Regions from separate parts of the Homo sapiens genome. Here region 1 is linked to region 2. Evidence: chromatin contacts called from ENCODE Hi-C data. All regions are on one chromosome and are shown on one strand. Each heading gives the region's core, a stretch centred on a gene start or an enhancer-like site at or near the end of the contact. The rest is flanking DNA. Distances are from core to core; before and after follow the strand shown. Region 1 has its middle 23 kb from the start of DCANP1. Region 2 overlaps PITX1-AS1 (PITX1 antisense RNA 1).

Evidence for each region. Hi-C counts contacts between places; a loop is a spot of excess contacts on that map. Pooled maps may share reads with other maps.
Region 1: a map of heart left ventricle shows a loop between it and region 2 (2.9-fold over the local background). The contact joins two enhancer-like sites. A Hi-C loop is called at or near these places in 6 of 168 maps with a recorded cell type or tissue (IMR-90, K562, MCF 10A and 3 more), 1 of 37 single-sample maps with no recorded cell type and 12 of 50 pooled maps.

What each region holds. Positions count from the first base shown.
Region 1 is chr5:135,420,890-135,427,222 of GRCh38, reverse strand. No RefSeq gene overlaps it. Among named protein-coding and RNA genes, the nearest start is that of DCANP1, 23 kb to the left of the region's middle. RefSeq lists an enhancer at 1,016-1,065. Within about 2 kb of position 3,907, at least 2 of the 41 ENCODE cell types and tissues checked have a DNase peak (open chromatin) inside an H3K27ac peak, as active enhancers do.
Region 2 is chr5:135,189,755-135,196,567 of GRCh38, reverse strand. All of the region lies in intron 3 of PITX1-AS1 (PITX1 antisense RNA 1), which reads right to left. Among named protein-coding and RNA genes, the nearest start is that of LINC02900, 55 kb to the left of the region's middle. RefSeq lists a silencer at 5,148-5,327. Within about 2 kb of position 5,052, at least 5 of the 41 ENCODE cell types and tissues checked have a DNase peak (open chromatin) inside an H3K27ac peak, as active enhancers do.

The sequences.
Region 1 (6,333 bases), core at 2,658-5,157, 230 kb before region 2:
ATCTTCCTCTAATCTCAAGAGGCTGAAAAACTGTATCCAGTGCTGCTGTCAACTCCAGAATTAAGTAGACTTGGAGATGAAAAGGCCAAGAAGGTTCAAGGGCTCTGACAGAAGCTGAGACATTCCTTTTACTTTACTTCACGAGGCAGAAATGCACCCACACAAATGACACCTGTGGCAGAGACTTAATAGTTGTTTACAAACTACATCTTCCTCCTGGGCAACCAGCTAGACTACACTTCCCAGCCTCCCCTTCACGTAGGCACAACCATAAGACTGAATTCTGGCCAATAGAATGCCCAAAGTGGGCAGACGTGATGGATGCAAATTCCAAGTCTGGCCCATAAACACTCCCTTGTACAACCCCTGATTGCCTTTTTCAATCTACTGAGTAAATAGAAAATTCTCTGAAGCCTTAAGAAGAGTGGAGCCATTAGCTAGGAGGAGCTTGTGTCCCTATGACATCACATGGAGGAGAGCAACATAGGAGAGTTACCTAACCAGGAAGACCTATGATGGGTCACTGCATGAGCAAGACATAAACTTTATTTTGCAAAGCATCGAAATGCATAACTTATTTGTGGCAGCAGTTGGCCTACTCTGAATAATACAAGAGCCATTCTAAAATTAGGCAAATAATCTTCTCAACCTAAAGTCAGCCCCAAAGTATTTTTAAAAATCTGAGAAGCTACAGTGGCCTCTTGCCTGTTACCTATTGACTCATAAATCAGAAACAGTTTTAACAAGGGCAATTCACCTCTTTCCCAGGTCATTAGGGCAGCAGATCAATGGAGAAAGATTCATTCTTATAAAATGTGAGATTTGGTAGTCCTTTTTAAAAAACTATTGTTCTGTCTCCTCCCTTGTTGACAAAGAGCATGTAATAGCAACGTTCTGGACCCCTTTAATACAGGGGCTAACAGTTCTGTACCACCAGAGGGCGATACTATGTAATAGCTGGTGCACATAATACCTGAATCCTCATGACAGTGAGAAATGGAGTCAACATTTATAGAAAGGGGCCAGAGGCAGACACTAGAATTGTGGACAGGTTCCCGAACAATAGGATGGGAGACAGCACAGAAAGCTCCTTTCACACCTACCCCCCAGCTTCCATCTCCTTTGCAATTGTCCTCACAACTAACTCTGCCCATATTTTTCCAACACGTATAAAAATTCTCCAGCTGAAAGACCTGCTTGCATAAGGCAAGGAAAAAATGTGCTCAAGCTACCACCTACCAAAACATCCAAACACGTAGAGCTGTTAGAAAATGAAGACACTGAGAAAAAACAGAAAGAAGAAGACAGGCACACAACGGGACAGGCCCCATTTTGTTCTCTGTTGGGTCTGGGGCCTGCAAGAGTCTACAAGAAAACAGCAGTTTCTCCAGCATTACCCTGTGGTTTCCTGTTAAAACCAAGGGTTGAGAGTTCTGCTTCCTAGAATGGGGAGCTAGCTTTTTTCCAGGCCAAGCCTTTAGCTGAAAATAACTAGAAAAGGACAAAAATATGTCATTTAATCTGTGTGATGGCATTGAAGAGTAATGACAGACCTCCAGAAGCAAGATCTAGGGGAGAAGGAAGCCCAATTTTCTCTTCTTTCTTTCTTTCCTTCTTTCTTTCTTTCTTTTTTTTTCTCTTAAGACAGAGTTTCACTCTTGTTGCCCAGGCTGGAGTGCAATGGCGTAATCTCAGCTCACTGCAACTTCCACCTCCCGGGTTCAAGCGATTCTCCTGCCTCAGCCTCCTGAGTAGTTGAGATTACAGGTGCCCACCACCATGCCCTGCTAGTTTTCTTATTTTTAGTAGAGATGGGGTTTCACCATGTTAGCCAGGCTGGTCTTGAACTCCTGGTCTTGGCCTCCCAAAGTGCTGGGATTATAGGCGTGAGCCACCACGCCCAGCCAAGGAAGCCCAATTTTCAGCAGTCCTTCTCCTTGGGATATTTGCCATTTCAAACTTTTTGGTTGAAAAGCTGGTCAGAAAGGTCCAGCTGAGAAGCTGAGAAGAACTTTTGGCCATCTCTCACCTGGGTGCAGGTACAAAAATTAGAATTCAAGATTTGCCAATCAGGAGAGGCTATGATAAGCAGCTCAGGTTTTAAGCTGGGATCTCGAATATCTACAGCATAGGAATAAGAGAATCTTGGCCCAGGTTTCCTAGAATGCAGAGCCCAAAGAAAAAGCTTGCATGCTTCCTAGGAAATACAATTGCAGGGAAGCTGGAGTGAGGAAGAAAGGTGAGTGAAGCAGAGTAGGATGAACATATATAAGGAAGTGGATCACTGAGCTTTACAACAATCACAGCTGACTGCTCCATTTCATGGGAAATGCTATGTGTCTCTGAACAGTCCTTCCAAGGGTATGCAGGTTGAGAATTTTCCTGCCAGTGCCTTGCATCTCTTGTCCCCTAGAGTAAAAGTTCACTCCATAGAGGGTTAACTCCTACATTTCCATATTATACGCCAATCCCTTTAGCAGTGCCAAGACAGACATATCCCACACCCTTTACATCTGGGTGTAAAAGCTGTAGGGGAAGCCAGAGACACTTCACAGCAGACTCATGTGTTAGAATAATGCTGACTTGAATGCCTTTTTCAGAGTCAGTAACCCTTGTGTTGGCCAGGGCTGAACAGGTAACCAATAGCCCTAAAGACAGGCGAAACTCATAGGATCTGAGAAAGAATGTAAGAGGTATTTGATACAACGAGTGGACCAGAACTAGACCAACTCTAGCCAAATCTAGCTTCCAATATTAAATCATTTCAATCTCTGATTGGATTATGGAGATCTGCCCCTGGAAAGGCAAGACTAAGATAAAGTCCAGTGAGGGACTCCCTCTGGGTGCAAAATGCAAGGGGGCTCAAAAAAAACTTAATACTTGTCATAAATAATCTATAATTGCAATATTTTAAAAATCAAAATTAATGCAAAATATTTATGACAAAGAAATATCAAAATGTTTGGAAAATGGTGTTTTGATTGGAAACTGCAAGATTAATGACAAAAGGAACTGCGCAGAAATAAGAAACTTTACTAGTGAAGCTGTTCCTCACAGGGATATAGGTTAACAATTCTGAACCTGCTGCACATATATGATGGGAATGAACAAATGAGTAAATGAAACAGAGAGAGGGGGTGGAAGCCAGGTTTCCCACTGTTAGAGCTAGAGGTTGCAGAGACGCATGTGGGGAAGGCTGGAATGAAGCATGTGGTTGTAGATTAGTGCAGACAGCAGTATGAACTCATGAGTAGCTTAAAATAGATACAGATGGAGAGAGACAGAAATAATTGCAGACATGTATGTATATAAATATATATGTGGGTTATTACATATGTACATATACTTCCTAGCTCTGTCTACTGAGAGGGCCTAGGAGCGATGATGTTCTAGCAACAGTGAGGATGCCCAGTGCCCTAATCTTGGTTTCTGGTAAAAGCACGCAGGGATCTTTGGAGAAATGGCTGATTCTAAGGCTGGGCCTGAAGCTCATCCTGTAGTACCAGAAAATAAGGAAGTGCTCAAAAAAAGCAAAACCATAGGGACATGACTCAAGAGCCAACCCGCAAGAGCTCTCAACAGCTAAATCTGGAACAATTTCAGCAACATGAAATTACAGTATTGGATTATAACCCCAAGTGTAAAATACATATCCATGAAGCCATACTGATACAAATTATTGAATAAATAAATCAAGGAATTCCAAATAATTTATGTAGCTACTCCCTGCTCCAGGAGGTGGACTTCACTCTCCTCTCCACTTTCAAATGTAAGCCATGCTCATTGAGTTGCTTCCTAAAAATAGAGTACAAAGAGGCGGAAAACACTCGCTTTATGGAGGAGAAACCTCGCCAGCACTATCTCAGCCCTGGGATAATCAGTGATGAGTCATGTTGATGGCGTGTACCTTGATATGATGTGATAAGACTGGCACTTCACCTCTGGTCTTCTTCCCCCAACCATGAGAAAAACATCAGATAAACCCAAACTGAGGGACATTCTACAAACCACCAGTACTCCTCAAAACTCTCAAGGTCTGAGAATTTGGAGAAACAAAGAAAGTCAGAGATTGTCACAGACCAAAGAAGCCTAAGGAGACACAAAGGCTGAATATGATATGGCAGAAAAAGAGCATTAGGGAAAACTAATGAAATCCAAAGAAAGTACGGAGGTTAGTTAAGAGTTATGCACCAATGCTGTTTTCTTAGTTGTTACAAATGTGCCATAATAATGTAAATTTTTAACCATGGGGGAAGTTGGGTCCAATATACATGGAACTCTCTGTACTATCTTTTCAACTTTTCTGTAAGTTCAAAACTATTTAAAATAAAACTTTGATTTAAAAATAAGATAAACAGGTAAATCCAAATAAATTTTCACTGTTGAAAACATCAATAATAACGTCTTGGGGGGATTATAAATATGTTTGATATTATTTATAATTAAATCATATTATAACAAATAACACATGTATTATGATTTATATATTAAATCATAATACATGTGTTATTTGTTATAATATGATTTAATTATAAATTATTAATTAAATTATTTACATATTAAATCTTAATAAATATAAGCATATACAATTATGCATGTAATTAAAATATGCAACAATAATAGCACACAAAGGGAATAAATGGAGCTAGGATGTTCTAAAATCCTTGCATTGTCTGGAAAATTGTAAAAATATTCATTTATATTAGATTTTAATAAATCAAAAATGCATACTGTAATCTCTAGGTTCATCACCAGTAGAATGTAACTAATGACTAATAAAGAAGAAAGCTATAATAATATAATATAAAAATAATACAAAAAGGAGTAAGAAAGGAAGTCGAGCTTAAAAGAGGTGAAACAAGTAGAAAATAAAGAGTAAGTTATAATGCTGAAACCCAAATACGTTATAAAATTAAGCATAAATGAAGAAAGTGCTCAAAATAAAAGTGTAATTAGATTAGATACAATAGCACTGACAACCAAAACCTGCTTTAAATATATACTTAAATATAAGGATACAGAATTACTTTAAAATAACTGGGTAAAAAAAATTTAATTCAAACATTAATTTTTAAAAGGTTGATGTAGCTAAGGGGACTTTAAAACAAAGCATTACTAGAGATAAAAAGGAGTAATGTATGTTTAAAGGATCAATCTACCACAAATATACAACAATTCCCAATTTGTATGCACTTCATAGGTTCAAAATATAAAAAGCAAAATTCACAAAACTAAAAGGAAAGACAAATCTACAATTAAATGGGCGAAGATTTAAATACATTTCTCTCAGTAATTGATAAAACAAGCAGAAAATAATAAGCAAGCATTTAGAAGATTTGAACAATATGATTAAAAAGTTGATCTAATCAACATATCTAGAGTATGACCTCCCAGCAGTGAAAGAATAAATATACATTCTTTTTAACTGCACATGAAAATTTGCCAATATTGAACATACATTAAGCCGCAAAGCAAATTTAAACAGATTTCAAAAAACTGGAATCACACAGAAGATATTCTCTACCCACAGTGGCATTAAGCTAGAAATAAATAACAAAGTTACTAGAAAATCCTCAAATATTTGGAAATTAAGCAATATACTTCTAAGTAAATCATGGGTCAAAGAAGAAATCACAGTGGAAAGAAGAAACTAACTGAATAACAATAAAAATACAACATACTAAAACCTATGGGATACAGTAAACCCAGACTTAGAGAGAAATGTATACCCTAGGATTCATATAAGGGAAAAGAGGAATGAGCATCTATCCCTAGGAAGTTAAAATTATGACAGCAAATTAAACTCAAAGAGTTCCACTTTTTAAATTTCAAAGTAGATAGTGGAAAGGCAACGCTCCTGCTAAAATGACCTAGAAAAATCAGACAACTTATAAAAATTATGTATTCAAAAGTATCAGAATTATAGAAATGATGGATTAGAGGAAATAAATTCCACTGAAAGGAGAACCTTTCAGGGTCAAGCTGAAGATATCTATCTTTGGGGTATTAGTAGATCCTGGGCACAGGCCACAGATTGAGAATCTGGGGTGGGACCTGTCACAGGAGTCTCCTAGGTGCAGAGTTTTAGAAAGTCACATGAGACTAGAATTATACAATTGGAGACTTGAGGGGCTTCAGACACATGGCGGGTTTCCTTTCCAAGACCTTAGCTGAAATCTCAAACTTTACAGGTCAGGAGGCTAAATAATTAATCCCAAATCTCAGAAAGCTGAGAATTTTCCACAGTCTTAATATGCTTGGTAGACAAAAATCTGCCTGGGGAGTGAGCAATGAGGAGCCCTAGGAATGATAATAATTGACACTGACAATCTC
Region 2 (6,813 bases), core at 3,803-6,302:
CAACAGATGTTGGCACTGCTGCAGAGAAAGGGGAACACTTACACACTGTTGATCAGAATGTCAATTACTTCAGCCACTGTGGAAAGTAGTTTGGTGATTTCTCAAAGAACTTAAAACAGAGCTACCATTCCATCCAGCAATCCCGTTACTGGGTGTATATCCAAAAGAAAACAAATTGTTCTACTAAAAAGACACATGCACTCATAGGTTCATCACAGCACTATTCACAATAACAAAGACATGGAATCAACCTACATGCCCATCAATGGTAGACTAAAGAAAACATGGTACATATACACCATGAAATACTATGCAGTCATAAAAAAGAATGAAATCATGTCCTTTGCAGCAACATGAATGCAGCTGGAGGCCATTCTCTTAAGCAAACTTACACAGCGACAGAAAACCAAATACCACATGTTCTCACTTATAAGAGGGAGCTAAACATTGGGTATTCATGGACATAAAGATGGCAACAATAGACACTGGGCACTGATGGGGCAGGAGGCAAGGATTAAAAAACTAAAGGCCAGGCGCGGTGGCTCATGCCTGTAATCCCAGCACTCTGGGAGGCCGAGGCAGGCGGATCACAAGGTCAGGAATTCGAGACCAGCCTGACCAACATGGTGAAACCCCATCTCTTCTAAAAATACCAAAATTAGCCAGGCACGGTGGCGCATGCCTGTAATCCCAGCTACTCAGGAGGCTGAGGCAGGAGAATCGCTTGAACCTGGGAGATGGAGGTTGCAGTGAGCCAAGATCGCACCACTGCACTCCAGCCTGGGCAGCAGAGCAAGACTGTCTCAAACAAAACAAAACAGAAACTAACTATGTGGTACTATGCTGGGTGATGGGATCATTCGTTCTCCAAACCTCAGCATCACGCAATATGCCCAAGTAACAAACCTATACATGCACCCTCTGAATCTAAAAGTTGAAAAAAAAAAAAAAAAGAAACAATATGTGATCATTGCCCGGATCTTATGCTGAAAGGAAAAATTTGGAATGTAGACAGTAGACTAGGGTAAATAATAGAGTTAAGACTAACCATTCAAGGCAAAAGTCTTCCAATTCTGAAAGGGCCTTTTGAAATCTAGACTTGGCAAATGCCCCAGCATATTCTTCCCCCACAGCTATGTCACACTGCCCTTCCCCAGTGAATATGCAGGCGTTCCAAGAAGGGCAACCAGCCGGGCCCTGAAGAGGGCAGCCCCAGAATCATCAAGTTTAATCTGCCCAAAGAGCATATATGACTTAAGTGTTTCCAGCCTTCTACAGTGGATATACTTGGCAAGAACATACCTGTAGGATCCCCTGGAGAAGACAAGGCCATTATGGAAGCCTAGAATCCAGGGGTGTGGTCTTCTTCTGACCCTCTGCCAGGATGGACATGGCCCAGAGGGCCAAAACCCAAAACTCTCCCCAGCTGGAGCTCAATGACCTGTGTAGATCTGGCAGCAACCCCAGGCCTTAGCAAGCCCCTGTAATCTTCCTCCCAATTCTGGCCGGCCCACAGGAGCTGTCGGCAGCCACCCCAGTGACTCACCCAATATAAAAATGGTGGGGAGGATGGGAAATGAGTGATCATTCACTTTGAAATGCATTTTTTTCTTCTTGGAGATTTATTCTGGATTATTGCATCTGACACCATTCATATACTGAGAATAGCTTTTGTGCAGGAAACAAAAGGAAACTGTGAGATAGCTTTTATTTTATGTTCTTAGAGATTTATTTGGTTGGATTATATCTGGCATCAGGACGCCCACAGCTCCATCAGATTGCAATGGCAGAAGACAGGACAGACCAAGTAAGGAGTCCACATTACCAAAGTTGCTGTGGCAATTCTGGAATTTCACAATGTTCTCCCTCATAGCCAGGTGAATACTACAAGATTCCAGTAGGACATCCAGAGGAGAGGGAGAGAGAAACAGGGACATGGAAATCCAGGGAGAAAGGCCTGACATATGCGATGACAGTTTTATCATCTCCTTTAGTTCTTCTAAAAGTATTTGTTCCTATGCTCTTGAATCTCATTTGAGGTCAAGATGCAATTTCAATTCAAGCTAATAACAAGGGCTCTGAGAGTGGTGTTCTGCTTGCTGGAGTCAAAGCAATGCTCAGCTGTCTATGCTGAGATCAGGTAGAGAAGAAAAGCAGGGCTGAACTTTATCTCTAAAATGAGGGTGACCTAGAGCATGGCCTCTTGTGGGGATTAAGTGGCTAATAGCAATGACACTCAATGGTCAGAGCACATGCTAAGTGATTGCTTGACAACGAGTGACCCAGTTGACTGTTGTGAAGTCCATTTTGCCTTCTTTCCTCTCCAGATAAATACCATGATGAATTCCCCAACTGATAATCACAGAGAATTCCAGTGTTTTACAAAAAACAGTCTTATCACCCCCAAATCCAAAGTGCCACTATAGCCTCATCACCTCTCGGCTTTGTGAACCAGGAAAGCATCAAGGTCTTCCTGAACAGCTCAGCCTCACAACCAAGAATGTTCCCACTTAAAAGACCTTCCAACACCACATTTTCTTTTCACTGGCCCCCGGAATATGTTATCTTGGGAGAGGGAAAGTTAAAACAAATGAACTCGCAGCAGCTGGGGAGGAAGACTGAGAATGACTCAGGAGTCATTCTCCCTCCAGACAGGGTAATTTCCTACCCAGTCATAGGCAAGGTTGAGAGCTGAGCTGCATCTTAAAGCTGCCTGGGGTGAGAGACAGGAGTTTAGTGATGTAAAGAATAACTGCTAATAAAGTACTTTCTCTCTTTATTTGCTACAATTCTGTGAAAGTCTCTCAGTTCCAGATGCATAAAACTGGAGAAGCGGTCCACAGCTCAATCACCCACCTTCTCTTCCAAAGAATCCACAAGTACTAGAGGGACAGCATCAGCAACACGCCGGGCGGAATCACTCGGGGGCCTTGGAAGACCTGTTCTATTTGCTTCTGAAGGTGAGAGAGTGGAGGACCCCAGAGAGTCTTTCCTCCCATGGAAAATTCTCATGACTGAGCAGCTTTAAGCTCTTTGGAGCCCTACGGGGCTGAGAGGGCTACTTACAAGAGAGGTTGCCCAGACTCTCCCAAGGCAGTTGCATAGCCTGATTTTAGAATAATATGTGGCCACAAAAAGAAGTCAGTCTGCTGGGATTCCTCTGGAGAGCCTGAGAAGGGGGACAGGGCAGCCAGCTGGCTGGCAGCCACTCCAAGCACAAAGGTGGGAGCCAGCTGTGCCAGGTGTGTTTAAAGTTCATCTTACCTTTGGTCCCCCAATACCTGTGTGATGGATGGCATTGTGGGAAGGTGTATTCAGCCAGTAATGCATTTCTGTCAGAGTGGCTGGAAATAAAAGGGAGATGATGGGAGGGGGGCTGCTTTTGTGCTCGGGGTAAATAACCAGTCGGCTAGGGTTTTTCTTCTTCTTCTATTCATGTTCATGGGGCCAGGAGGGACTAAAAGTTTACTGACTTTCCTAACATTCCTTCTTCTCCATAAAAATGTAAGTCCAGGGTAGGTAGGATTCCTCTCCCTCCTTGGCTGGCCAGCCTCAGAGATTTCAGTGAGCCACTCGCAGTCCCTGAATGCGCAGACCTGGCATAACAAGAAGATTTCTGACTACGGGGCATTTCTCCGTACAGAACGGCTGGCTCTAAAGGCAGTCGGCACCCAGGAGAAAACATGCCAAATAATTTTTTCTACATTAAATTATGAGGTGAGCTGAAAAAACACAACTAAATCACCCCTAGTCCAGGGCTTGCATGAGCCCCTTGACTAAGAAAATAACTTTTCAGGACTAGGTTCTGAGCAGCCATTTGGCCAAATACCAGAGTCTCTTTCTATGATCTCAGAGACCAGGAGGTAAGAACATTTTGGCCTCAGATAAGCCAGGAGACAATCACCTAAAAACAGACATCCTTGGGCTTTGACAGCCAACTCCCTCTATAGGGGAGAGAGAAGGTGTCTGGGTTAGATACCCATGGGTCCTGCTGCTACCAGCTGAAGGCCCCATGGGAACTGCTTGACCTGTGCTGGTAAAATGAGGGTGCAAGGGCAGTCCAGCCATGCTGGACGCGCAGCATGGAGCACGGATGCCCTGCTGCACCCAGACGCCAAGTATCATGCTTGCACATGCTGCAGGCAGGCGTGGCCAAGCAGGACACAGCCTTTGTGTATAAAACCACCACAGAACGAGAAAACATTGCGTCTGAAATGGGGCCAAGGCTCCTCCATTGACAAACATCTACTGTGATTCCCAGCCCCTTCTGAAAAGGCCTAGGGGAAAGTCATGGCTCCAGGCCCCCTTCCCCAAGACAGGAATGAGAGTATCACCACACACAGCCTCTCCCCTCAGTGCTACTGAGCCCCATGTGACATCCTCACAGGCCAAATCCATTCACAAAACTCAGTCCCCTCAGGACATAGATATCTAGTTTTGCCCCCATGGTTTAGAAATATAGCTGCTATACTACCTTCTACCCAAAACCCAAAACAGCCACCAAGAGCCCCACTTTGCTGGAGACTTCCTGATAGGGTTGTTTGTGTGGGTAGATTCAAGCCTGTTTGTGGTGGATACCTAGGAACCCAGCCCCTGGGAACAGAATGGCTAATCCATGATATTTGAGGGTGGTCCATGACTTCCAATGAAAAGGCATGGCACCGTCCTTGGATCTGAAGCTCCTCAAACCTTCTTCCTGACTTCCGGCGGAAGCCCCTGTGCTGCTCTTGGGAAGTAGAGCCTGCTCCCAAGCTGAACAAGCGGGTTTATACCCCGCTTGCCCCACTGTACCCCGCCAAGCAGGGCACGCCAGCAGAACTGTCCAGAGGAAGCCATGGCGCAGCCTGGCTCCCGCTAAGGCTCTCCCACCGCACTGTCGCAGGAGAGCCCGGGACGGCCTGGCTCCTGCTCTCAGAGATACCCTCAGCAGGTCGGCCAGCCCAGGACGTGGAGCGCACAAGTCATGAATTCCAGGCAAGCCACTGAAGCGTGGCTTCTCCCCGTAGCGTCAGCACCACCGGCGGCCAACAGGTGGCAGGAGAGCTTCGGGGAGCGCGCACCTGAGGCCCGCGGCTGGGTCTCAGGCTGCAGCGGCAGAGGCCGAGGTCTCCCTCTCGCTGCGACCCACGGGGGAAGACAGAGCCTGCCGGGGCTAGGAAGAGAAGGCGCAGAACGGCGTGCGGGAGCGAGCTAGCGGGGCCTCTACTTTGCGCCGCAAGCCGCGAAGCAGCTCCTGGCCGCCAGCCCCGCAGCTGCCCCCTCAGGCCTCCCTGGCTGCGTGCAGACCCGTCGCGGGACCTGGCCGGGAGCCGACCTCGACTCCACCCCCGGGGCTGGCACCCCCACCCCCGCAGACCCCAGGCCAGGGCCAGACCATCTGGGCTGTTCTGGGTCCCGCGACGGGGTTTTGAATTACTTCTAAATCATGTCCTTTGCTCCTAAAGAGCAAGCAGGCAGTGGCCGATGGAGGTGAGAGAGACAGCCCAGAGATACGGGGTCGTGGCCGTCATCGGCACCCCTTGTTGGCTTCCTGCTACAAGCCGTGATGATAAAATTACGGTTTTTGTGAAAACCAGAATGGTAACAGAGGAATTTTTCCTTTTTATAAATAACTAACATTTCCTACCACCAAATTCCAAAACTGCCAGAGGGAACCCCTTCCGCAACGCCACAGCACTTTGTTCTGCATTGCCCCACACTACACAGGCAGCGAAAGGAATCCATCAGGTTTAATTTGTTCTGCTCTGGTCAGAACTGAGGTCTCTAGAAGCCTCGCATATACTTTACCATTTTAAGTTTGAGAACCCTAAACTAATGATGTGAAACTAATGTAGTGTAACACCAAGTGCCCTCTCTGCCAGTAGGAAATAATTTCTGCAGCGCTTCTAAAAACCAAACCAAACCAAACAAATAAATCAAATGATTTTACAATGTGGAAAAGCCATGAGCGAGCCGGCTGGGCCGTGGCTCTGTTTGGGGGAAGCAGGCGGTTTGAGAGGCTCAGCGACTCAGCCGCGAGCAGTTTTCCTGGGCTGGGGTGTCTGCAGCTGGGAGCGGCATTCGAGCTCTGGCCCAGCAGGCCTCGGGAAAACAATCTGGGCCACAAATTCAACATGACAGTTTTAACAAATACGATTTCAACTTTTATATTTGGATTTAGGAAGGAGATGATGGCCTTACCCCGGAATCACTATTAAATAATAAGCTTATAACATATTTGCTGACGGCAATATAGACCCTGCTTCAAATTAACTTTAAAATGTGCTGCCGATACATACGGCTTATACTTAGAAAGAAAACAAAGCTGGTGACCGGGCAGATTGAGTCAAGAGGCAAATGTACAGAAATGTACACAGAGTTGATCAGAGTTTTTGCTACCTGAACAGCCAAAGGAGGCTTTAAAATTCAAGTTAGTTCTTTAAAGACTTATAATAATAATTTTCCCCCAACTGATTAGAATATCAGTCTTTAAACATTTAAAGCAAGCTCAAGTTCTGACCATTTCAGCTTCTCAGAAGTGTAGACATTTTTTAATGCATTTACTTTATTGTGAAATTGCAATATTTGTTAATGAAAGAGAATTGGTTGCATCTGTCTATTTTACAGGTTTTTAATATCCACTAGTCATTTGACCAATGTAGAAAGCAAATAAATATTTTCCCCTCATGTCATTTTTTTAATTTCCCAGAAACAAGTGTTCCTTTATTATCTGTGACCTACTCAAATGAGAATTATTTTTAAAGAGTTGCAGGTTTCTATACCTGCTGGAGTGTTTAGAGCCCAAAGCACTGTATTTCTCTAGAACATTTTTGT